Linked DNA regions of Homo sapiens: region 2 is linked to region 1. A link is an interaction called in ENCODE POLR2A ChIA-PET data of the cell type or tissue named here. Cell type or tissue: OCI-LY7. All regions are shown on one strand. Each heading gives the region's core, and the rest is flanking DNA. Links, peaks and the distances in the headings are about the cores only. Region 1 overlaps TIMP2 (TIMP metallopeptidase inhibitor 2). Region 2 holds the start of ENPP7 (ectonucleotide pyrophosphatase/phosphodiesterase 7).

What was found. Peaks named below come from ENCODE experiments on the same cell type or tissue, not always from the same donor. Only the 100,000 strongest peaks of a DNase experiment are listed, where the experiment ranks them.
Region 2: POLR2A ChIA-PET joins it to region 1 with 5 read pairs; 2 of 35 experiments call an interaction of 5 or more read pairs at or near these places.

The regions. Positions count from the first base shown.
Region 1 is chr17:78,890,312-78,895,788 of GRCh38, reverse strand. All of the region lies in intron 1 of TIMP2 (TIMP metallopeptidase inhibitor 2), which reads left to right. It overlaps CEP295NL (CEP295 N-terminal like), which reads left to right. Exons shown (of 3, transcript NM_001243540.2): 3 at 3,330-5,210. The coding sequence ends at 5,151. Among named protein-coding and RNA genes, the nearest start is that of CEP295NL, 10 kb to the left of the region's middle. In OCI-LY7, for the core only: no CTCF peak of the experiment used is centred there; a DNase peak (open chromatin) is centred at 5,088.
Region 2 is chr17:79,728,466-79,733,687 of GRCh38, reverse strand. It overlaps ENPP7 (ectonucleotide pyrophosphatase/phosphodiesterase 7), which reads right to left and starts at 2,745. Exons shown (of 6, transcript NM_178543.5): 1 at 2,296-2,745; 2 at 35-180. The coding sequence starts at 2,548. RefSeq lists enhancers at 607-726, 777-826, 3,946-4,905, 4,787-5,081, 4,988-5,107 and 1 more. In OCI-LY7, for the core only: no CTCF peak of the experiment used is centred there; DNase peaks (open chromatin) are centred at 407 and 4,927; H3K4me3 peaks cover 1,472 bases; H3K27ac peaks cover 724 bases.

The DNA of each region.
Region 1 (5,477 bases), core at 170-5,169:
AGCCCCGACCTCACCACACCTAATTGGACATCCCTGTGGCCGTTCCTGGTGGTCTTTGGTGTCTGAGGCCAACTCCTCCATGTGAGCTGGGAAAGTTATTCAACCTCTCTGAGCTTTGGTTTCTTTTTGTGGACTCAGGCCTTCTCTTGGTTATAGACCTAGGAGTGGAATCTCTGGGTCATAGGGTAAGTCTGTGTTTCCCTTTTTAAGAAACTGCCAGACTGTTTTCCAAAGTGGCTGCACCATTTTCCATTCCCACCAGCAGCGTGCACAGGGTTCCAATTCCTCCCCCTCCTTCCTCACTGACAGTTGCTATTGTCTGTCTTTTTGACGACAGCCGTTGGAGTGGATGTGAGGTGGCAGGACACTGCAGGGTCAGTGTGCATTTCTCTAAAGACCGCTGCCGTTGAACATGTTTTTATGTGCTGTATTAGCCACACATCTATGTTCTTTGGTGAAATATCTATTTAAATCTGTTGCTGATTTTTATTTTTATTTATTTATTTTTGAGACAGAATCTCACTCTGTCATCCAGGCTGGAGTGCAATGGTGCAATCTCAGCTCATTGCAACCTCTGCCTCCCAGATACAAGCAATTCTCCTGCCTTAGCTTCCCGAGTAGCTGGGATTATAGGTGCGTACCACCACACCCGGCTAATTTTTGTATTTTTAGTAGAGACGGGGTTTCACCATGTTGGTTAGGCTGCTTTCGAACTCCTGACCTCAAGTGATCCGCCCGCCTCAGCCTCCCAGTGTGCTGGGATTACAGGTGTGAGCTGCCACACCTGTCCTTCTTTTGCTGATTTTCAAATGGGATTATTTGCCATCTTACTGGGTAGTAAGAGGTGTTCATATGTTCTGGATTCAAGTCTTCTGTTGGATATATGATTTGCAAATATTTCCTTCCAGTCCGTACCTTGTATTTTCACTTTACTTATGGTACCTTTTGAAGCACAAAGGTTTTTTTTTTCTTTTAATTTTGATGATGTTCAGCTTATCCGTTTCTTTGTTTATTGGTTGTGCTTTTGGTGTTGTATCTAAGAAATCTTTGCCTGACTCAAGGTCATGAATATACACCTACGTTTTCTTCTAAGCGTTTATAGTTGTAGATGAAGGTCTATGATCCATTGTGAGTTAATTTTTGTATATAGGGTGAGATAAGGCTGTGAATTCCCATTTTTTGCCTGTGGATATCCAACTGTGCCAGCATCATTTGTTGAAAAACAAAAAAACTATTCTTTCCCCACATTAAATTGCCGTGGCACCTTTGTCAAAAATCTCAATCATTGCATTGAAGGGCCCAGCTTTCTCTCTCCCTTTCTCTCTTGATCATCATGGTGGTTGGCAGATCTGGCTAAATATAATATTAACCACTATTCTAATTGTGTGATCTGATTTACCAAGAGGTGCAAGGACCTCCCACTAGAAGACTTAAGTCAAAGCCAGCTGCAGTGTGACCACCTGAGGTTGGTCAAAGGTGCTGGGGTTCGTCCAAGCAGCAGAGGGCCTGTCTCTGCCACTTACCAGCTGTGTGATCTGGGTTAAGCATCTTCATCTCTGCCTGCCTCAGTTTCCCTGTCTGTGAACCGGGGGGGGTAGGAGCTTCGTATCTCAAAGGATTACTGTAAAAAAGATGAACGGATACATGCCCAGTGCTCAGAGGGGAGCCTGCACGGTTAATGTTAGCTGTAATGTAGATGCAGTATTTTCTGACTCCTGCAACTACATGTGACTTCAGCTGCAACTACGTTTGACTCCAAAGGCTTAGCCTGGTTCCACATAGACTAAGATGAAAGAAGGGAAGGAGCAGTGGAGGGGGACTCCATATCGACTGTGGCTGTCCCTTAGCCTTTCCTGCAGCTCACAGATCTGGCTGTTTCTGGCATCAGCTACCCGTGGCAACAGACACAATCCCGTACTGTTTTGGTGTAAATGCCCCTCCTTTCCTAGGAAGGCCTGCCAAAGCATGGGTCCCTTCCTGATGCCAAAGAGACCTGGAAGAGTCCTTCTCTGATCATTATAAAAGGAAAGAGCTGGGAGTCATGAAGAGAGAGCTAACACCAGCTTCTCCTCCTCTCTGGTTTCTACTGGATTCAAGTATCAGACTTGCATGCACACATACATACCTGCATGCCCCACACGGACACATACACATACACACACCGACATGCACACAGAGGCACACACAGACATGCATACATACACACACCTGTACACCCCCCTGTACACACAGATGTGCAGGCATGTGCACAGAAACATAAACAGATGTGCACACGCACACACCCCTGCGCGCACACACCCCTGCACACACACCGCTATGCACACACACCCCTGCACACACAGCCCCACGCACACACCCCTGCACACACACCCCTATGCACACACACCCCTGCATACACACCCCTGCACACACACTCCTACACACCCCTGCACACACACCCCTGCACACACATGCATGGAGACACACACACCCTTGCACATACACCCCTGCACACACACCCTTGCCCGCACACCCCTACACACACACCCCTGCACACACACTCCTACACACACATGCACACACACCCCTGCACACACATGCACACACATCCTTGCACACACCCCTGCACACACATGTATGCACACACACCCCTGCACACACATGTACGCACACACACCCCTGCACACACATGTGCATGTGCACACACCCACACACACCCCTGCACACGCGTGCACACACTCCTGCACACACACATGCTTGGCAGGCTCCTCCCTGCCCCGTCTCTTCCTCCTTTCCTTTACGATCAATTCTCCCTCCAGAGGCCCAGACTTCCTCTTTTACTTCCACCTGCTCTTCTCAATATTTGTTTCCAAGGGCTGCCCTTTGTGCCCCTCCATCCCTACCTGAATCCTAACCCTTGCCCTTTGGGTGGGATTGTCAGTCTCGGCACTACTGACATCTCTGGCCAGGTTATTCACTGTCTTGGGCAGCCCTCCTGTGCAGTGTGGGGTATTCAGCAGCCTCCCTCGCCTCCACCCAGCTGCAGGCCCGGAGCACCTCCTCCCTGCATTTGTGACAATAGAAAATGTTTCCAGACATTGCCAATGTCCCCTGGGAAACAACACCACACTCTGTTCAAAACAGCTGCCCTACAGGCTCTTGTCAAAAGTGTACAGGACAGAAATTGGGAGGCTGAGAGTGGGCCCTGGTGGGCACGGGTCAAGAGAGCTTGGAGGGGCACATTTTGCAGCCTGTCCTCACAGTGAGAATCCCGTGTGCTTGTCTCCAGGGCTTTGCTCACTCTCCTGGGAGCGATCTGGAAAGCTGCACTTGTGCTCCCTTCCTCGTAGGTTTGCTGTGGAACGTTGTGGCTTCTGTGGCTCCTCAGGCCCGGGGGCGCCCCTTGAACCCTCCACTCTTGGCTCCAAGCACCTTCCCTGGGAAGCTGTATCTGCTGGGTTCGCAGACAGGAACAGAAACATGGATGGAGCCATGTGGCTGAGCCTCTGTCCTGATAACGAAGACCTGCTTTGGAGGAAAAAGCACAAATTGCTACAAGCCCGGGGCAAAGGCGATCTCGCTCTGCAGAGAAGAGCGGATGCCAAGCTGTGGAAAAACTACCAGCTCCAGCGCTTGGCTGAGGAGTTGAGGAGAGGGTATCAGGAGGCACAGCACCTGCACGTCGGTGGCCTGGACAGGCTGCAGTCAGCACGTCTGTTGGGCTGGGGAGGAGGACGGGCCAGGGAAAATGAGCCTGACTCGCAGGGGCCCATCCAGCGAAGATCAGCCAGGCCCCCGAGGGCCAAGGAGAAGCATAGAGCAGCCCTTAGTGAAGAGAGGAGTTGCAGGGAAGAGTTGGGCCAGCAACACCCCAGGCACTCCAGGCCCCGGAAGACAGCAGCGAGTCCAGAGAAACCACAGACTACAAAAGCCACGGGTCGGATGAATTCTCACCTGGCCCCGCCTGAGAAGAGAAAGGGAAGGCCAGAACCTTCGACCAAGTCTGGGGGTGGCCGCTGTGCCATCCATCCTCGGAGGAGCAAAGGGGCGGACCTAGAAAGGTCAAACCCACTCGTGGCTGCTGTGGGAGAAATCGGGCTTGTGGAGGAAAAAGAGAAAGGAACAGCTCGGGCGGGGAGGAGGCAACTGGGAAAGGGGGCAGTTTGCTTTGTTCCAGCCCTGACCAGTCGCTCTCAGGGACAGAGTCTGGAGGGGAAGCTGAGAGACCTCGGGCAGCTGTGGCCAGCTGATTCCAGCTGCAGAAGGGAAGCCGTGTCCCCAGCATCTCAGTGCACGCTCCGGGAGAAGAACAAGTGGCAGAAAGAGCTGGAGTTGGCCTTTGAAGAGTTGTTTAATATAAACAGAAAGCTGAAAAAACACCTGTGCTTGTACCTGGCACTGAAGCCCAGGATGGACCAGAGACCTGGGGAAGGGCATGCCTTCTCAGAGATGCAAGAGTGTGGCGCTGGGACCCCAAGAGGGAAGAAAATGGCAGACCCAGAGATGCTGCCTGCCGGGGAACCCAGGAGCCCAGCAGAGGAGGAGGCGCAGCAGGCAGCGTCCAAGACCGACTTGAAAACGTTCATGGGCAAGGCCCAGAACCAAAAATATCAGGGCACGGTCAAGCCCACGTTTAGAAATGGAAGTCAAACATTGTCTCCCGAGGCAGGTATATTTATCAACAAAGAGGACTCATTATTGTATAGCACTGAATCTGGACAAGAGACCCCCAAACTGGGCACGCTGGCAGAGGGCTCCCTTCAGCTCCACCTTCAAGACCAGGCAGACAGAGTGGGCTCGACGGCATCCAGGCAAAGGCAGAAAGCAGAGATGGAGCAGAGAAGACAAAAACAACTGGAATCGCTTGAACAAATGGAACACCCAGATATGAGCTTGGAAATCCACTACAAAGCTGAGCTAGAAAAAGAGAGGAGGGAGCAAAGAAGAGCTCGACTGGCCCATCTGAAGTCCTCCTCCACGAGAGCCCAGGAAAGGGAGAGAGGATCTGAGCTCAGCACCACTTCCCCATCGGGCACCAGCCTCGCCGACGACGACCGGCACAGTCAGATGATCCGAGACCAGCAGCAGCAGATCTTACAGCAAAACAGGTTGCACAAGCAGTTTCTTGAAGAAGCCCGGAAATGCTTGCGGGAGTTTCAGAACATATGCTAAATGCGAGAGGCCCACCCGGGGTAAATACATCACTGATAATGGTGCTGCCAGCACTGGTACCCGGGTCTCTAAGATCTGTGTTTGCGTCATTGCCTCAGAGACTATTAGGCCTCTTTAAAATGGGCAATCTGGGGCCGGGTGCAGTGGCGCACGCCTGTAATCCCAGCACTTTGGGAGGCCGAGGTCGGCCTCAGGATCACCTGAGGTCAGGAGTTTGAGACCAGCCTGGCCAACATGGCGAAACCCCGTTTTTACTAAAAATATAAAAATTAGCTGGGTGTGATGGCATGTGCCTGTAACCTCAGCTACTCAGGAAATTGAGGCAG
Region 2 (5,222 bases), core at 1-5,000, 840 kb before region 1:
TCTGCGATGTCAGTATGGGCGGGGGTGACATTACCTGCCTCTGGGCTGTGATCCAGATGGGCACGCTGCCGTTGTCCCACCACCTCTGGATGCCCAGCGTGGCGTGGTAGGGCAGCTTCACCTTGCTGGTGGTGTTGTAGTACATGTTGTGAACCACCCCGTGGTTCTCGATATATTTGCCTGAGGGAGGAAGAGGTGCAGAGGGCGGCGGGATGGACCGGGGTCACAGCGAAGGCCGGACCCAGGGCTGGAAGAGGCGAAGTCAAAACAGCCCAGGTTTCCCTGTGTGCTGGGTGGGGAGTGGGCCTGGGGCAGGGCTGGGGGGAGCAGACTTCCTCCTGCACTGCCCCGTGGGAGCCAAGGTTCGAGGTCATGTCTGAGACAAATAGACACGTGTTCTTTGACCTGTTTTAGCAATCGCACTTCCACTTTCAGTTTGTCCCACAGCTGGACGGGCACACAGGCACGAATGCGTGTGCAGGGATCCTGGTGGCAGCCTTGTTTGCTTTAGCAAAAGATTGCGGGTGACCTCCACGGCCGTCAGGAAGGAACTCATTAAATAAATGATGGCCCAGCCATCAGACGAGATCCCAGGCAGGAATTTCAGTGAACTACGTGGAGCTCCAGGAGATTTTTTGAATTTATTTTTGTACAGGAAACACGTGCACATGGTACTAAGTCCAAAAGGTGCAAAAGGAGAGATGATGTGGAGAAGGTCCCTCCCGTCCTCATCTGCGATACAGAGAGCAAAAGAGGCGCTGCGCAGACGGGAGACCCGCACACCTCCGTTTGCGGTTAGAAGGGGCAGAAAGGCTGGTGTGGGGATGAGCTGCCTGTGTTGGGGTGGATGGTGTCCCACCACATTCATGCTCACTTGGAACCTTAGAACGTGGCCTTATTTAGAAATAGGGTCTTTGCAGATGTGATTAGCTAGGGTAAGGGGATGTATACCAGAGAAGTGTGGACCCGAAATTCAGCGACTGGTGTACTAGTGAGAAGAGGAAAGTTTGAATACAGACACACACACACAGGGGAAAGGCCCTGGGGAGACGTGGGGAGAGGTCGGAGTGATGCTGCCGCCAGCCCAGGAATGCCAAGGATTGCCGAGGCCCCAGGAGCCAGAAGAGGTGAGGAGGGAGCCTCTGCTGGAACCTTCCGGGTGGGTGCAGCCCTGCAATGCCCTGGGTTTGGCCTTCTGGCCTCCAGAAGCATGCGGATCCGTTTCTGTGGGTTTAAGCCAGTCTGCAGATCTTTGTTGCAGGCGCCCTGGGACACCCACGCAGGGTCTTTGGAGGATGACGCAGGTTTGGGAGGTGGCTGAGCCCCTAGGGAGGGCCAATTGCTTTTCAATTCTCTAACACCTTTTTTGTGGTACTTGGCTTTTTATTATTTTATTATTGTTTGTTTTTTTGACACAGGGTCTTGCTCTGTCACCCAGGCTGGAGTGCAGTGGTGTGATTGCAGCTCACTGCAGCCTCTACCTCCTGGACTCCAGCAATCCTCCTGCCTTGGCCTCATATATATATATATGTGTGTGTATATATATATATATATACATATATATATGTATATATATATGTATATATATATTATATGCAGTCTTGCTTTGTCACCCAGGCTGGAGTGCAGTGGTGCGATCTCAGCTCACTGCAACTTCCACCTCCTGGGTTCATGCAATTCTCCTGTCTCAGCCTCCCAAGTAGCTGGGATTACAAGCATGCACCATCATGCCTGGCTAATGTTTGTATTTTTAGTAGAGATGGGGTTTCGCCATGTTGGCCAGGCAGGTCTCGAACTCCTGACCTCCAGTGATCCGCCCGCCTCAGCCTCTCAAAGTGCTGGGATTACAGGCGTGGGCCACTGAGCCTGGCCCCATATTTGGCTTTTTAAAAACCTATGTCTGTATTGTCTACAGCCTGGGCAGATCTGTCAGGGAGGTGTTGGGTGGAAAATGGAAAGGATGGAAGGGAGAGGGAGAGGCTGACACAGCCAGCTGGAGGGGCGGGCAGGGGAGGGGAGCCATGGGAGCCAGCGGGGAGCCCGCCACACTCCCCTCCTCCTGAAGCCTTCTGGGGTTGCTGCCCTGGCTGTGGCCACGGGTTTAAGGACCCCCCTGGTCATTTTTCTTTGTCCCGGATCTGTTGCTACCAACGGTGAGGATTCCTAATGGTCCCCTTGGCTCTGTCCTGTGCCTGGAGCAAGGACCTCTCCCCTTTATCCTGCACGACACGGCTCTGTGCCATCTGGTTTCTCAGGCCCTCCCACCCCCAGGCCCCGTCACAGGGCAGTACTCACCGGTGACCAGGGTGAAGTGGCAGGGGCTGGTCATGGTGACAAAGGCGGGGGTCATGTAGCGTGCCTTCACCCCGTCTCGGGCCATGGCGTCCAGGTTGGGGGTGTCCACGTCCTGGTCGTAGTTCCAGCGGAAGCCGTCGAAGGACACCAGGAGCAGCTTGTTCTGGGAGCCCTGACTTTGTACCGGTGCTCCGGCCCCGGGAGCCAGGAGCGTGGCCAGAGCCACAGTGAGGAGGACGGCCGGGCCTCTCATGCTGGGCCTTCCAGATGGACAGGCACACAGGGTGCACAGGGCTGGCTCCTGCCGAGGAGGACAAAGTCCCAGGGTCACCCGGGCTGATCTCATCCCGTGCGCCTTTGGAATGTGGCTGTGCACATCCCCGGGTCGAACCTCGGGAGTGGGCTCCCCAGCCGTGTCAGTGCCACCCCTGGTCCCAGCCTCACGTGCGTGGGGTGGCATCAACTTGAGCATCTGCCTTTATTGCCAGCCGCGCCCTTGGTGCTCCAGGCTCCTCCCCTCCCTCCCCAGAGTGGGGACAGTGACCCAGGGCTCAGAGCACAGCAGGAGCCCATTCCACTGGGAAAGTCGTGCCCTCTCCCTCTCCCATAGCAACAGGTGGTCCCTCTGTCCCAGCTCACCCTGACCCCAGGGGACCCAGGTGAGGCTGGGGTGGGACCCCCTCTCCAGGCCTTTAGTGGTGCATGGGCCTCAGGCCTGCCTGGGTGAGGGCCTGTGGGGTGGGCTTCCCATGGTCAGGGCCAGGACCAAGCCTGGGTCACAGCATGGCCTTGTCCGGGGGGAACCCCAGGCTGGGTGCCTGTTCTCCTCCTGGTCCTGTTAAGGGGCTCCTTGAGCGTGGTGAGCAGACCGGGAACCGGATGGCTCCAGACCAGCGTCCTGTGGGCCTTCCTTCTTGGGATGCTTCCTTCTTGGGATGCTTCCTTCTTGGGAATTTCAGAGGGTGCCTGGGGCTCGGACGTTCTTGCTTGATGACAACAAGGGGTCAGAAGAGGGGGACTCCCTTGTTACCATAGGCACATGAAGGGTGGGAGAGGAACCCCTGGATTCAGTGTGCGGTTCTCCCTCCCTCTCCCCCATCTCTCCTTCCCCTTCTCTTATTTTCTCTCTCTTTCTCTGTCTCTCTCCCTCTTTCCTTCCCTGTATGTCTCTGTCTCAGTTCCTATTAAGCACGTTCTGTGTGCCAGGCATGGTTCTAGGTTCTGGGGACACAGAAGTGAATGAGACAGACAATGTTCCTCGTGGCCTCCATTCGAGTTGGGGACACAGAAGATAAAATGAACAAACAAGAAAAAAAGAGTTTCCCAAAAGAAGGGAAGGCAGGAAGACGTGATGGAGAGGCTGGCGGGGTGGGTGGGCGGCACGCAGTGGTGGCTGGTGGGGTTTCGCTGAGAGGATGGTGGAGGCCAGTGACTCTGGGGGACCATGAGCTAGGGGAGCGGGCATGGGGCAGGTGGCAGGGGTGGCAGGGCCAGTCCCGTAGGGCAGGTGGCGGTGATTCTCATGCCAGGCAGTGGAAGCCAGGCGGGGGTTTTAAGCAAGAGAGTGACATGAACTGATCTAATGCTAAAATATACTCTCCATTTGTGGGTGAAGGATAGACCAGAACGAGGGCAGAATGGACACTGGGTGCTCCCTGGAGAGGTGACTGCCTGTGTCTGAGCAAGAGCTATTGGTGGCCCGGACCAGGGTGGTGGCTGTGGGATGGGGCTGGGTTTGAGGCGGATCCTGGAGGTTTTGCTGGGAGGTGGTGCGCTGGATTGCATGGTGGGAGGTGGTGCACTGGATTGCGCGGTGGGAAGACGGAAGGGCATGGTTGGAGGTATTGTCACAATTTCAATCTGGAGCCACACACCTGCCGACAGTGGCCCCGGCCTTCCTTAAGACCTTTGGCTGGCTGCAGCAAGCAGACGCCGTCTCGAAGCGATGGCCGTGGCACTCAGATGACACCGCAGACGCCGTCCACAGCCTCCCCAGGCCAGCCAGCCTTTCCTAACCCAGGTGGGCAGGGACCACTGGTACGGATCCCCGGCTGCCCCTGCCTGGCCGACTGGAACACACTCTCAAGGAGGACTCCGTGCCAGTGACCCCTCTTCTTCATGCTTCTGTGCACCAAAAGCTGAAAACCAGGATGGAGCGACTGCCCGGTGCCTGCAACCACCGCGTGGGGTGCCTGCTCTGCAGGGCTGGGGCTCAGGGCACCCAGAGGTTTGGCTCCTCCCTGGGGAGCACAGACCTTGGGGAGGGTAAGGATCCCTGTGAGTCAGGGACACAGGTTACGATGCACGCACAGGGGGAATGCAGGCGGCCTCGGGAGAGGAGATCGGGCTTTGCTGGCACCAGCGTTGTGGGAGGCCCACAGGATGCATGGAGCCAGGAGAGAGGGCGGGAAGGCTTCAGGCAGAGGGACCAGGCATGGAGGAAGGGAGGCACCGGGGCTCCCGAGAGGGTCGACCAGGAGGAGCCTGTAGGCCGTGGCGGAATCTGGATTTTCCGCTGTGGCAGAGCTGGTTAGTTGTCCCCTAATATCTGTTCTCCCCTCTTTCCATGATAAGATGGCTGCTAGAAGAAAGACTACATTTCCCAGCATTCCTTGCAGCAAAGCAGGGCCACGTGACCACATTTTGACCAATGGGGCAAAAGGAGAATGTCTTGTAGCAGTCCCAGCCTCTTGCCGGAAGCTAGCTTTGCTTCTCTTCTTTTTTGATTTTTTCCTCCATCTGATGCCTCTGGCTGGCAAGCCACCCTAAGCCGCCTGATGAGGGGCTCCCCGGGGATGGCCGGGGTGCACAGAAGGGGCCTGGTCCCCAGCGTCCTGTGTAGCTCAGCTCCAGGCTGCATCCTCCCGGGGAGAATTCAACACACTCTGCCTCGTTGCAATTTCCATTATTTGGGTTTCCTGTCACTC